Regions from separate parts of the Homo sapiens genome. Here region 2 is linked to region 1. A link is a contact called in ENCODE Hi-C data. All regions are on one chromosome and are shown on one strand. The core of a region is the stretch at or near the end of the contact, and the rest is flanking DNA. Distances in the headings are between cores, read along the strand shown. Region 1 holds the start of TOPAZ1 (testis and ovary specific TOPAZ 1). Region 2 holds the start of ZNF852 (zinc finger protein 852).

Region 1 (5,674 bases), core at 1,151-3,650:
ATCATCCTTGATTATAGGTTCCTTTATAACCATTAAAGTAGGTTCTACTGCAGAAACTGAAGACAAACAATTAGAATTAGAATCTAATTTTTCTTTACTTGAAGATTCAGTGTTTGTTTCTGTTAAGGAACTTTGTAATAATAATTTGGAGTCAGTTAAATGGGTCTGGTTTGTTTGGTGTTTAGGGACATCAACTTGCCTACAACTTTCCTGAGACCCACGAAGAAAGTAACTTGATTCTGGCAAGGAAGCCTTTTTCCAACACCAGGCAGATATTCTAGCACATGAATAATAGGGCCAAGTTCTTTTACCAGTCATAGGTATTGTTCTCTGACAGCTTAACTTCAATTCTTCAGATGCACTTCTTAAGTCTTCCCGTGAAGATCTCCTTTCAATATGGTACTCATTAGGTGATTTCCCTATGAAGCTTTTCATCGATTTAAAATCCTCTTTCGATGCCATGCTTTCATAACCTAACGGCTCTGAAGCATTCTCTGTTTCTTCTTTCAAAAGTGGTTCAATGGTTTTCTGAAACACAGCATTTACATGATGTTCAGAACTTGTTTCTTTTTCTACTGTTTCTGGGACACTTAATAAATGATCCATCAAAGAGACTGTATTATGGCTTACTTTTCTCAAAACATTTAAAGGACTTTTAGTCTCTGCTTCTTTACCATCAGCAATCATTTGATTTTCTTGCAACATCAACTCAGACTTGTTATACTCATTAGAGAAGTTCATCTCAGTAACTGTTTCATCTGCTTTTTCAGACAACTTCATCCTTTTCCTGGGTTTTCGCCCAACACTGCTCTCCTCTATTGAATATTTATTTTTTTCATGTTGAAGGCAGGAAAGCAAGCCATTGGTTTTACTTTGGTATAAATCACTCTCTTCTGGTAGTAACTTATTTACTCCCATTACATTTTCTTCTGTTTGTAAGAGCTGAGGAATACTATTTGTGTCACTCTTCTCTGCAAGACTCCTAAGGTTTTCTTTCTTTGAGAAATTTTCTGCTACATGCATACATCCACCATCAGGTTTATATGGCAGGTTGTTTTCATCATTACAACCCTTGGAATGGGGGAAACAATTGCAATCACGTAATTTTAAAACGGAATTATTTTCTACTTCAGGTGACAAGATATTACAAGAATATTTTGGAGTATTCTTGTACAGTTCATCTTGGAATTCAACCTTAATATTTTGTGTAGCCTCATTTTCGGTTATTTTGAGAGGTGGGTTTTCTAAGCTTTTAAGTTTTTTATTTCGAATTCTTCTTTTAATACCTTCTATTATACTTTCCTTACCCAAAGACTGCAAGCATTCCACTGTTTGGAAAGATTCCGAACTGGTTAATGATTCCTTTCTTACCAAGTCAAGCCCTGGCTGTGGATCATCACTTGAGGCTTCAGTAACTTTTCTTTTTTCCTTGGCTGATCAAAACAACAAAATATATCAGAAAAGATTTTATATTGAGGAGGAAAATGCAATTATCATTGAAATTAAAAATTGTGAGGCTATCATTTTTATTTCCCTGAACAGCTGTATGTAAATACACATTTGTTTTTAAATGAAAGCCTTAATTTCTGTTAAGGAATTACATATAAACCTGTATAAATTCTAAGGCAACTGAATAACCCTTATAACATCGTCATCTCATACTAGCCAAAATGGACCACAAGTAGGAATTCCTCCTATCATAATTCTGACCAAGGATTCCTAACAGGGAACACCCCTTTTAAGGAAATCCATTTTTCCCATCTCCTGGTCAACTATGTGCATCAGAAATAACCATGCAGGTTCAAGTTAAAGACTAGTGGTAAAACAAAGATGGAGCACGCTGAGGTACAAGGGCTAAAGGTAAGTGATCGTGGATGCTTTCTTACTGTGTCTTTCCGTTTGCAAGGGGAGTTCAGCCTCCTTTGCTGCTTCTAGGCCTCGCGGGTCTGACGAGTCTGACGGGCTCACCGGGCCCCTGCGCCCCTCCACCTGACGCCTTGCGGCCTTTCCAGCCCCTGATGCTGCAACCGACTTATCACTTTCCACCTCGCCTCTCCCAGGGGTGGCCCGGGCCACCATTCTCCTCTTTTGCTTATTTTCCCGGCACCCCCCGGCCTCAGGGCCACAGCCTCCCGCCGCGCCTGGCCCTGGCGCCTGCCGCTTCTGCAGGTTTCGCACATTGCCTTCAGGCCCTGAGGCCGTCGTGGGGCCCAGGGGTGGAGGTCGTCGCATGTGCCCCGGGGCCGGCCCGCTGGGGCCCCTCTGCACCAGCTCGCAGGAACCCACCGCGGTGCAAACGCTGCTCCCGCCTGGAGGTACCTACTGCCCTCTGACCCACCCCACACCGCCAGTCACCACAGCCCGGGGCCGGAAGCGGAAGTGGGGCGCGTAAGCGGAAGTGGGGCCTCGTGTCTGGGGCCCCGACTGGTGCTTCGGGATCCAACGGGCAGGAGAGCCGCGAGTTCCGTGCCAGCGTCTTTTTGGAGGGCCTCTCGCGGAGCTCCGAGGGAGGCAGTGGCCGCGCCCGATTGCATTGCGAGGGACTGTAGTGGGGCTCATCACATAACAGGCCTCCGTTGGCCCTTCCACTAGGCTGAGCTTCCTGGAACCGTTCAGGGCTCATTCTCCCAGCTGCTGCTCTTCGCGCCTTGGCTGCTCGCAAAGGCCACTGTCAGTGGCTTGTAACTCCACACCAAGTCTCCTAGAAGCCCCTGTCTAACTGTCTTCCTGATATATTCACCCGGATATTCCATATTCCACAGGCACCTCACACTCAGATGGGCAAACCAGCTCATCGCTCCTCACAAGCTTGCTCCTTTCACATAGGTGGATGCGCCACCATGCGCCTAATTGTTTAAGCCAGAAACCTAGAAACCATCAGAGACAACCTTCTTTCTACTTCATCCCTCACATCCACTTTCACTAGATCTACTTGACTGTATTTTGTTTGTCAGCCACTCTCCCGTTTGCCATTACCGTGGCTCTGGCCCTCAGACTTTCTTGACTGACCTACTGCATCAAGCCTCTGAATCCATCCTTGAGCTATTCCAGTCAAACGTCCACCTCCTTGCCAGGCCATGCCTCTCCGATGACAGGAGATCCTAGCACTTCTCAGTTTGACCCTTCATGAACTTCTTTTGCTCAAAGACTAAAACTAACAGAAATCCAAACTCTGGTGTGGTATCTGTGACCCTATCTGATGTGGCCTCTGAAAAATTAACTAGTTTTCTCTTACTGCCACTGTAGGGTAAAAGTTGTGCTTTGATGGAAAACTACATAGAAGTCACCCTTCTGAATTATCTGATTCTGATTCTATGGGAGTTATTTTACAACTCTGTAAATTATAGATAAGCGATAGCAACACAAAATAACGGTCTATAGAAATCCAAATTCTGTCCAATAGAAGTTTAATTGACTTCCCATTTTCACTGTGGAAGAAGCTAGTTTTGCCTCCATTTCCACATTCACTTCATTCCTGGTCTAGAATGTTTGTTGTTTGGACTTACCCTTTGAACCAATGTTTATAAAATCTGCCTGATGGGAGAATATAATCTTTAATACATGTTCATCCATGACAGCCATTATTTTCTCTTTTTTGAAAATTATCTCTTATCACCACACATAGCCTGCCCATAAGCCACGTTGGACTACTACCTGAAGTTCCCCAGATTTCATATACTTTTGTTATGCTTGTGCTTCTGTACCTGACAGTCCTGGAAAGTCTTCCTTTGCTTGTCTGCCTGGTAAACTACATATTTCCCCTTCAAGATTCATGCAAGGATCACCCATCAAGGAAGCCTTCCTGCAACTGTTCTTGCACTTTGAGGGGTAAAGTGTTCCTTCCTGTCTGCGAACACACAGTTCAACTATTTACTTGTGTGTCTCCCTTAGTAGCTTCCTTCCAACCAAGTGCAGATACCTTCCATTAATCTTTGCTTTCTGTGTGTTTAAAGAAGGACCTGGTGAATTTGAATACAATGCATTAAAGAATGGTAGGTATGATGCATAGAGTGTGACTAATATGGCAGTTTGGATGAGAAGCTCAGGTCAAGTATTCTGAGGAGCTTTTATAAAATAGAACTTAAGTAAAAGAGGTGTAAAAGATACAGAAATTATCCTTGTTTCTTTCTCTTTGTAAGTACCCTTAGTAAAAGGAAAATCAGTTTAAGACTAGCAGAATTTATAAAAAGTTATCATAAGCACTTCAGGCTCATTCCACATTCACTTTATGCCTCACTTTATATATCACTTTCCTCATCTGTAAAATGAAATAGTGTGTCCTCAGAGTTCTCATGAGAATTAGATGTGCCAATATTTGTAAAGCAGTTAGAATAATGCCTAGTTGATTATAAACATTAAATAGATTTGTTAAGTAAAAACTTCAACACACACACACACACACACACACACACACACACACACACACACTCTCTCTCTCTGAGTCAGAGTCTCACTCTGTCACCCAGGCAGGAGTGCAGTGGTGTGAACACAGCTCACTGCAGCCTTGATCTCCTGGGCCCAAGTGATGCTCCCACCGTAGCCTCAGGAGTAGCTGGGACTACAGGTGTGCATCACCACACCCAGCTCATTTTTTTTTTAATAGAGATAGAGTCTCCCTATGTTGCCCAAGCAGGCCTTGAACTCCTGGCCTACAGTGATTCTCCCACCTCAGCCTTCCAAAGTGCAGGGATTATAGGTGTGAGCCACCAGACCTGGCCTCAATATATATTAAAAGGTAGACTCTATAGAATTCTGACATTTACTACCTTCAAAATAAACATTGCTACTAGGATGTTAGTAAAATAAAGATAAAAATTCAAGAGTCCGGCCTCTGGTCTGAACCTGGAGCCCACTGGCAGGCACCCACTGCCTTCGGCCCACTTTAAGGACAGATGGTGTTAAAGTTGGTTATAGGCCCAGGAATTTGAAACTTTTATGACCCATAACTGTCAAACAATTTGTAGAACAGGAATGAGAAGAACTTAGTAGCATAGGAAATTCCAAAATCAAGTGCAGTCGTCCCTCCCTATCTGTGGGTTCTGCATCTGCAGATTCAACCAACTGTATAACAAAAATATTTGGAAAAAAAAAGAATAAAAATACAAAATTAAAAAACAATGTAACAATTATTTACATTGTATGAGGTATTGTAAGTAATGTAGAGATGATTTAAAGTATACAGAAGGATGTGGGTAGGTTATATGTAAATACTATGACATTTTATGTAAGGAACTGAATCACAGATTTTAGTATTGAGAGAGGTCCTGGAATCAACCGTCTGTGGACATTGAGGAAGGACTGTATACTTAGGGTTCTGCATAGTAAAATTTTAGTCTTTATTACAGCTTTTAAAATCCTCACACCAAACTGCTTTCAAATGGAAAACTTGAGGTTAGATGTCTTTATAAAAAGTTTCCATTGGATCTTCTGTTCTATTCTGTGAAATGATTATCATAATTTTACTTATTATGCATGGCAATATCTGGAGAGGGAAGGCATTATCATTTATCAAAAAAGACTGTCTTCCTAGTGGGAGACCTCACATACTTGGGAAACCAGAACATGGAGCAGAATGTTTACTCATAGCTATTGGGTTGCATCTCAGCCCACACAGAGATGACCTTCTATGGGTGCCTAAGAGTCCCTTCTCTTCTAGTCCTTTCCCTTTTCCTTT
Region 2 (5,674 bases), core at 1,572-4,071, 270 kb before region 1:
CCAGCCTGGGCAACATGGCAAAACCCCATCTCTACCAAAAAAAAAAAAAAAAAACTTATCCGGGTGTGGTGGTGTGCGCCTGTAGTCCCAGCTACTCAGGAGGCTGAGGTGGGATGATGGCCTGAGCCCAGCAGGTGGAGGTTGCAGTGAGCTGAGATCCTACCACTCACTGCACTCCTGCCTGGGCGATAGAGCCAGACTTTGTCTCAAAAATAAATAAATAAGCCGGGCACAGTGGCTCATCTTGTAATCCCAGCACTTCGGGAGGCAGAGGCAGGCGGATCACCTGAGGTCAGGAGTTCAACACAAGCCTGGTCAAGATGGTGAAACCCCATCTCTACTAAAAATACAAAAATTAGCCAGGCATGGTGGCACATGCCTGTAATCCCTGCTACTCAGGAGGCTGAGGCAGGAGAATCGCTTGAACCCGGGAGGCGGAGGCTGCAGTGAGCCAAGATCGCGCCACTGCACTACAGCCTGGGTGACAGAGTGAGACTCCATCTCAAAATAAATAAATAAATAAATAATTATAAATAAGGCTGGGCGCTGTGGCTCACACCTGTAATCCTAGCACTTGTGGGAGGCCGAGGTGGGCAGATCACCTGAGGTCAGGAGTTCGAGATCAGCCTGGCAGACATGACAAATCCTGGCTCTACTAAAAATGCAAAAATTAGCTGGGGATGGTGGCCTGTGTCTGTGGTCCCAATTACTGGGTGGCTGAGGCAGGAGAATCACTTGAACCCAGGAGGGGAGGCGGAGGTTGCAGTGAGCCGAGATCACACCACTGCCCTCCAGCCTGGGTGACAGAGGGAGGCTCCGTCTCAAAATAAATAAATAAATAAATGAAGGAATTCCTAATGCTAAATGCCACATAATCAAACTGAAATTTTATAGAAGTATGTGAATCCCCTAACAGACCAGTTTTTCCTGCAAACAGGAGATTCATAGCAACCATTCAGAAAGGGCCCAGTTAACCCCAGTCAGCATAAGGAAGGCCCCCTCTGCTTTAATCCTTAAAAGAAAAGTAACCTGATGTTAATCAATCTATTTTTGCTATTGTTTGGTTCTCTTGTTCCCACCTTTAAAAACCCACTGTTCTGCCACATGCTGTTAGTCTACTTTATAGAAGTTTTTACTATTTTGTACCTGCTTCTCCAACTCATAATGTTACACAGCCTCTCCAGGTTGTAGCCCAAGAAGCAGCCTGCTCTTTCTCGTTCTCTCTCTTTCTTCCTTCTCTCTTTCATTCCTTTTCTCTCTTTCTCACTTCCCTCCCTCCCTTCCTCCCTTCCTTCCTTGGGTCTCGCTCTGTCGCCCAAGCTGGAGTACACTGCCCCAATCATAGCTCACTGCAGCCTCGACCTCCCCGGCCCAAGCGATCCTTCCGCCTCTGCCTCCACAGTAGCTAGGACTACAGGCGTGCACCACCAAGCTCAGCTAATGCTCTTTCTGGTCTGAGTTTTGACCCTCATCCTAACCTGTTGTTCTTTGAGTACACTCTGGGCCTTGATGCGTTGGGTCATTCCTGCTTTCCCAGGTGGTAACCGTTCCTGGGCAGGGATTTTAGTTTTCCTTGGAATCTTGCCCTCCTCACTATCCTGCCCACAACCTTCTACCCCTAGCTTCTGGGATCTCAGCTAGGAGCCATGCTATCCCCAACTCTCCCTCTACAGGGACGTGGGACGGGAGAGCTTTTATGAAGCACAGTAGTGAAAAGACCAAAAGATTTGGATTCAGTGGCTATTCCAGTTACTGACTCTATTTCCTTGGGCAACTCAAATCAATGCATGGCAGCCAGTGTGTTATGAGCTACCGGAAGTATACAGAAAAGTACCAGAAAAAATACAAGCATTATCATCAGTCGCTGTCAATTAAATAACTCTGTTACATTTCAACAGTGTTCGTAACCACTTGACATTGATGTATTTGTGTAATTTCTATTATCTGTTTTTCCCACAAAGCTGTAGCTCCATCCAAAGTGGGCAACTGAGTGTCTTGGTCAGTCATGTGCAGCCTGATGACCCTTGAACAGTTGCAAAAGTGCGCCTAGGGCTTGTAGCATTTACTTAAAAGGGGATAATAAACTCTCACGGCCAGTGCTGGGCTTATTGCCTTGTTTGGGAATTTCTCCATTCAAGGGTTTTATGTTTGGGGATGTGCTGGCCCTATTTTTTTGTTTGTTTGTTTTTTGAGACGGAGTCTGGCTCTGTCTCCCAGGCTGGAGTGCAGTGGCACGATCTCGGCTCACTGCAACCTCCGCCTCCCAGGTTCAAACGATTCTCCTGCCTCAGCCGCCGAAGTAGCTGCGATTACAGGCGCCGCGCCACCACACCCAGCTACTTTTTTTTTATTTTTAGTAGACACGGGGTTTCACCGTGTTAGCCACCGATCTCCTGACCTCGTGATCCGCCCACCTCGGCTTCCCAAAGTTCTGGGATTACAGGCGTGAGCCACCGCGCCAGGCCGCTGGCTCTATTTTCACCGCTAGCTTTGGATCCCTTTCTTCCCTGAAGGAAAAGAGGCCTCCAGGGCAGCCGTGCAGAACCGATGGGAGGGATGTAGGATAATACGCCAAAGCCGATAGAGTTCTGGAGCGCGCCTGGGCATCAGAGCGTGGAAGACAAGTGTCCGCGGAAGGAGGCGAAGGATGCTGGACAAGCCCCGCCGCCCGCCGCCCGCCGCCCGCCGCCCGCCGCCCGCCGCCCGCCGCCAGCGGCCCTGGGCCCAGGGAGAAGCAGAGATGTTGGCCCTCCCAGTTTCCTAGAGAGGCCGCAGAGGGCCCGGGGAGGCGACGCGCGTGCGCAACTGGGGAAGCTGGGAGGTAGGCGCGGGGCGGTCGGCTGCGGTGGCGGCGTTTGGATGATTGTCTCTCGGCGGCGGAGTCGGTGAGCGGCCCGGCGGGGCGCGGGGTGCGGAGCGGGGGCGGCTGTGCGTGCGAGAGTGGCAGGTGAGGCCGGGCCTGGAGGCTGCACCCGGGGCGGGGGTCTGGCCGTGGATCCCGCCCGGCCGCGCCGAGGGCATACCTCTTCGCCCCCCGGGCGTCTGGGGCAGAGAATCTGGAAAATTCCCGGTTTCTTCTGGCTTTATCTTTTCACCCAATTATGCGAATAAAGCGTACTTATTAGAGACAATTAGATAAGTGGAAGAAAAGTGAAAGTAGCCACCGTCCGGAAATCTTAGTCTCCAGGTCTCCTGACATTGAAAACATCTGGCATAGACTTCTCCCTTTTTCTTGTCTTATTTCACTTCCTGGCACCTGTCGCCGTCTAACATAGCATGTATTTGTTTATTGGTTATCTTCCCATAAGCCCCTTGCCAGGGCAGTGCTTTCTGTTTGCTTTATTAACTGCTGTTACCTTAGTGTATGGGAAATAGTAGGTGCTCCTAGAAGGTGTTTGTTAAATTAATGAAAGAAGGAATATCTAAACTGGGAGACAAGAAGAATTGACAGTTTTTAATGTCTTTTTTTTTTTTTTAAATAGCCCATTGCCAAGTTAAGAATGTAAGAGTGACCTTGAGCCTGGAACATTTCCTTGCAGAGTTAGAGCCCTCACAGCCTGTGCTGCTGCATTTAATGCCTTGTGTCTTTCAGTGTTTCAGGCTTCATGTGTACTCCTTTGTTGTGTTTAATCTCTTAAGTCAGTGGCCTTCATTCATTCTCTCAGCCTTCTGTATTTCACACCCCATAGGAGTGGGGAGGGTGGATTGAGATCTTTCTTCCTTACTAAGTGGGGTGTGTGCATCACACCAGCCCTATAGCTGTGGAGTGGATCTGCTGGGTGTGGGGGCTCTTTGCATTGCAGGAGGCTGGATCTTGTTCCCTGTTTCTCCTTTTGCTGTAAGTATACGCTGTACCTCTTGGGGCCTGATGTGGTTGGTATCTGTCCTCAGCGACCTCAAATCATGTGCTATCCCTTCCTTGGATGGCCTTTTAATCTTGGCAGCACAGCCTGGCCACCTGGTGAATAGTGGAACAGTCATGGTGATGCATAAGGATCTAGTATGTTCCTTTTAGGTGCTGTATGGTATTTCATCCTATAAAAATGCTACTTTTATTTAGCCATATTGATGGACAAGTAGGTTAAATCCAGTATTATGTTATTACAGAGAATATTTTAGTAAATACCTGTGTAAATGTCTGAATACCCGTGCAAGTGTTTTTCAGGGCAGATTCTTACAAGTTAAATTCCTGTAGCGTAAGGAATATGTCTTTTTAGTTTTACTGTGGACTTTCAAACTATCCTTCCTGTTGGCTATTACATTTCCACATCTATTAGTGGTTTGTGTTTGGTGTTTTTTTCTTTTGCTTTTCTTTTGGACAGAGATTTTTTTCATATTGATGTATTCAAATATATTCACTCTTTTCATTTTGTTGTCTTAAGAAATTCTTGGTTACACCAGGGTTCTTAGAGTCTTTATGGTTTTTTTCTTTTTTTTTTTTGAGACAGAGTCTCACTCTGTGTCACCCAGGCTGGAGTGCAGTGGCACAATCTTGGATCACTGCAGCCTCTGCCTCCTGGGTTCAAGCAATTCTCTGCCTCAGCCTCCCGAGTATCTGAGATTACAGGCGCCTGCCACCACATCTGGCTTTTTTTTTTTTTAAAGTAGAGATGGGATTTCACCATCTTGGTTAGGTTGGTCTTGAACTCCTGACCTTGTGATCCACCCACCTTGGCCTCCCAAAGAGCTGGGATTACAGGCGTGAGCCACCGCACCCAGCCTTTTAGCTTTGTTTTTTAAGTTTCTTTATTTTTTGTGTGATTTTACTTACTATTTTTATTTGCCTAGCCAATTGTCCCAACACAATTCATTGACTAGTTTAATTTTTCCCACTGACTTGTAATGCTACTGTTACCAACTCTCAAGGGAAGTCGTTTGACTTCAGTGGGTCCTTTACCTGCCTGGTGGTGTTCATGCCAATAAAATGAGACCAAGTTTCGTTAAGCAGTGCAGAAACTTTATTTGTTGATGAAGGAATGGAGAAGGAAAAGCTCATGCTCAAAGTACCCTCCTCTGGGTGTGGTGAAGAGGGATTTTTAAGGTCTCTTAGGGCATGTAGTGGGGCAGAGATCCTGGAAAGAGGTGGGGCCCTATGGGAAGAACTGGAGTGTGCTCAGTCTCATTCTTTTTTCTTTCTTTCTTTCTTTTTTTTTCTTTTGCGATGGAGTTTTGCTCTTGTTGCCCAGGCTGGAGTGCAATGGCTTGATCTTGGCTCACCGCAACCTCCGCCTCCCAGGTTCAAGCAGTTCTCCTGTCTCAGCCCCCCAAATAGCTGGGATTACAGGCATGTACCACATGCCTGGCTAATTTAGTATTTTTAATAGAGACGGGGTTTCTCCATGTTGGTCAGGAGGGTCTTGAACTCCTGACCTCAGGTGATCCACCCGCCTTGGCCTCCCAAAGTGCTGGGATTACAGACGTGAGCCACCGCGCCTGGCCAGTCTCATTGTTTCTTTTGTACCCAGCACTATATGTGCCTAGCAAGTGTATTTCTCCCTTCTAGGTGGAGATTTTAATATGGTAATGAAGCAAGGATTCAGGCCTGGGTAGCACTGCTGAGCTAAGTTCTCCTTTGTGGTTACTGATATTTAGCCTTTTTCTCTCTAAGCAAGCACAGCTGCTGGCACAGGTTAATTTTACAGGTTCTGGGGCTCTTTTTAAAAGAAGGTCTTGC

The links. Hi-C counts contacts between places; a loop is a spot of excess contacts on that map. Pooled maps may share reads with other maps.
Region 2: a pooled map shows a loop between it and region 1 (2.9-fold over the local background). The contact joins the promoter of ZNF852 here to the promoter of TOPAZ1 in region 1. A Hi-C loop is called at or near these places in 1 of 168 maps with a recorded cell type or tissue (K562) and 7 of 50 pooled maps.

What each region holds. Positions count from the first base shown.
Region 1 is chr3:44,238,612-44,244,285 of GRCh38, reverse strand. TOPAZ1 (testis and ovary specific TOPAZ 1) reads right to left here and starts at 2,400. Exons shown (of 20, transcript NM_001145030.2): 1 at 1,887-2,400; 2 at 1-1,433. The coding sequence starts at 2,232.
Region 2 is chr3:44,507,764-44,513,437 of GRCh38, reverse strand. ZNF852 (zinc finger protein 852) reads left to right here and starts at 2,821. Exons shown (of 4, transcript NM_001423469.1): 1 at 2,821-2,885. RefSeq lists enhancers at 2,367-2,426, 1,885-2,661, 2,662-3,438 and silencers at 2,647-2,696, 2,827-2,886, 2,897-3,056.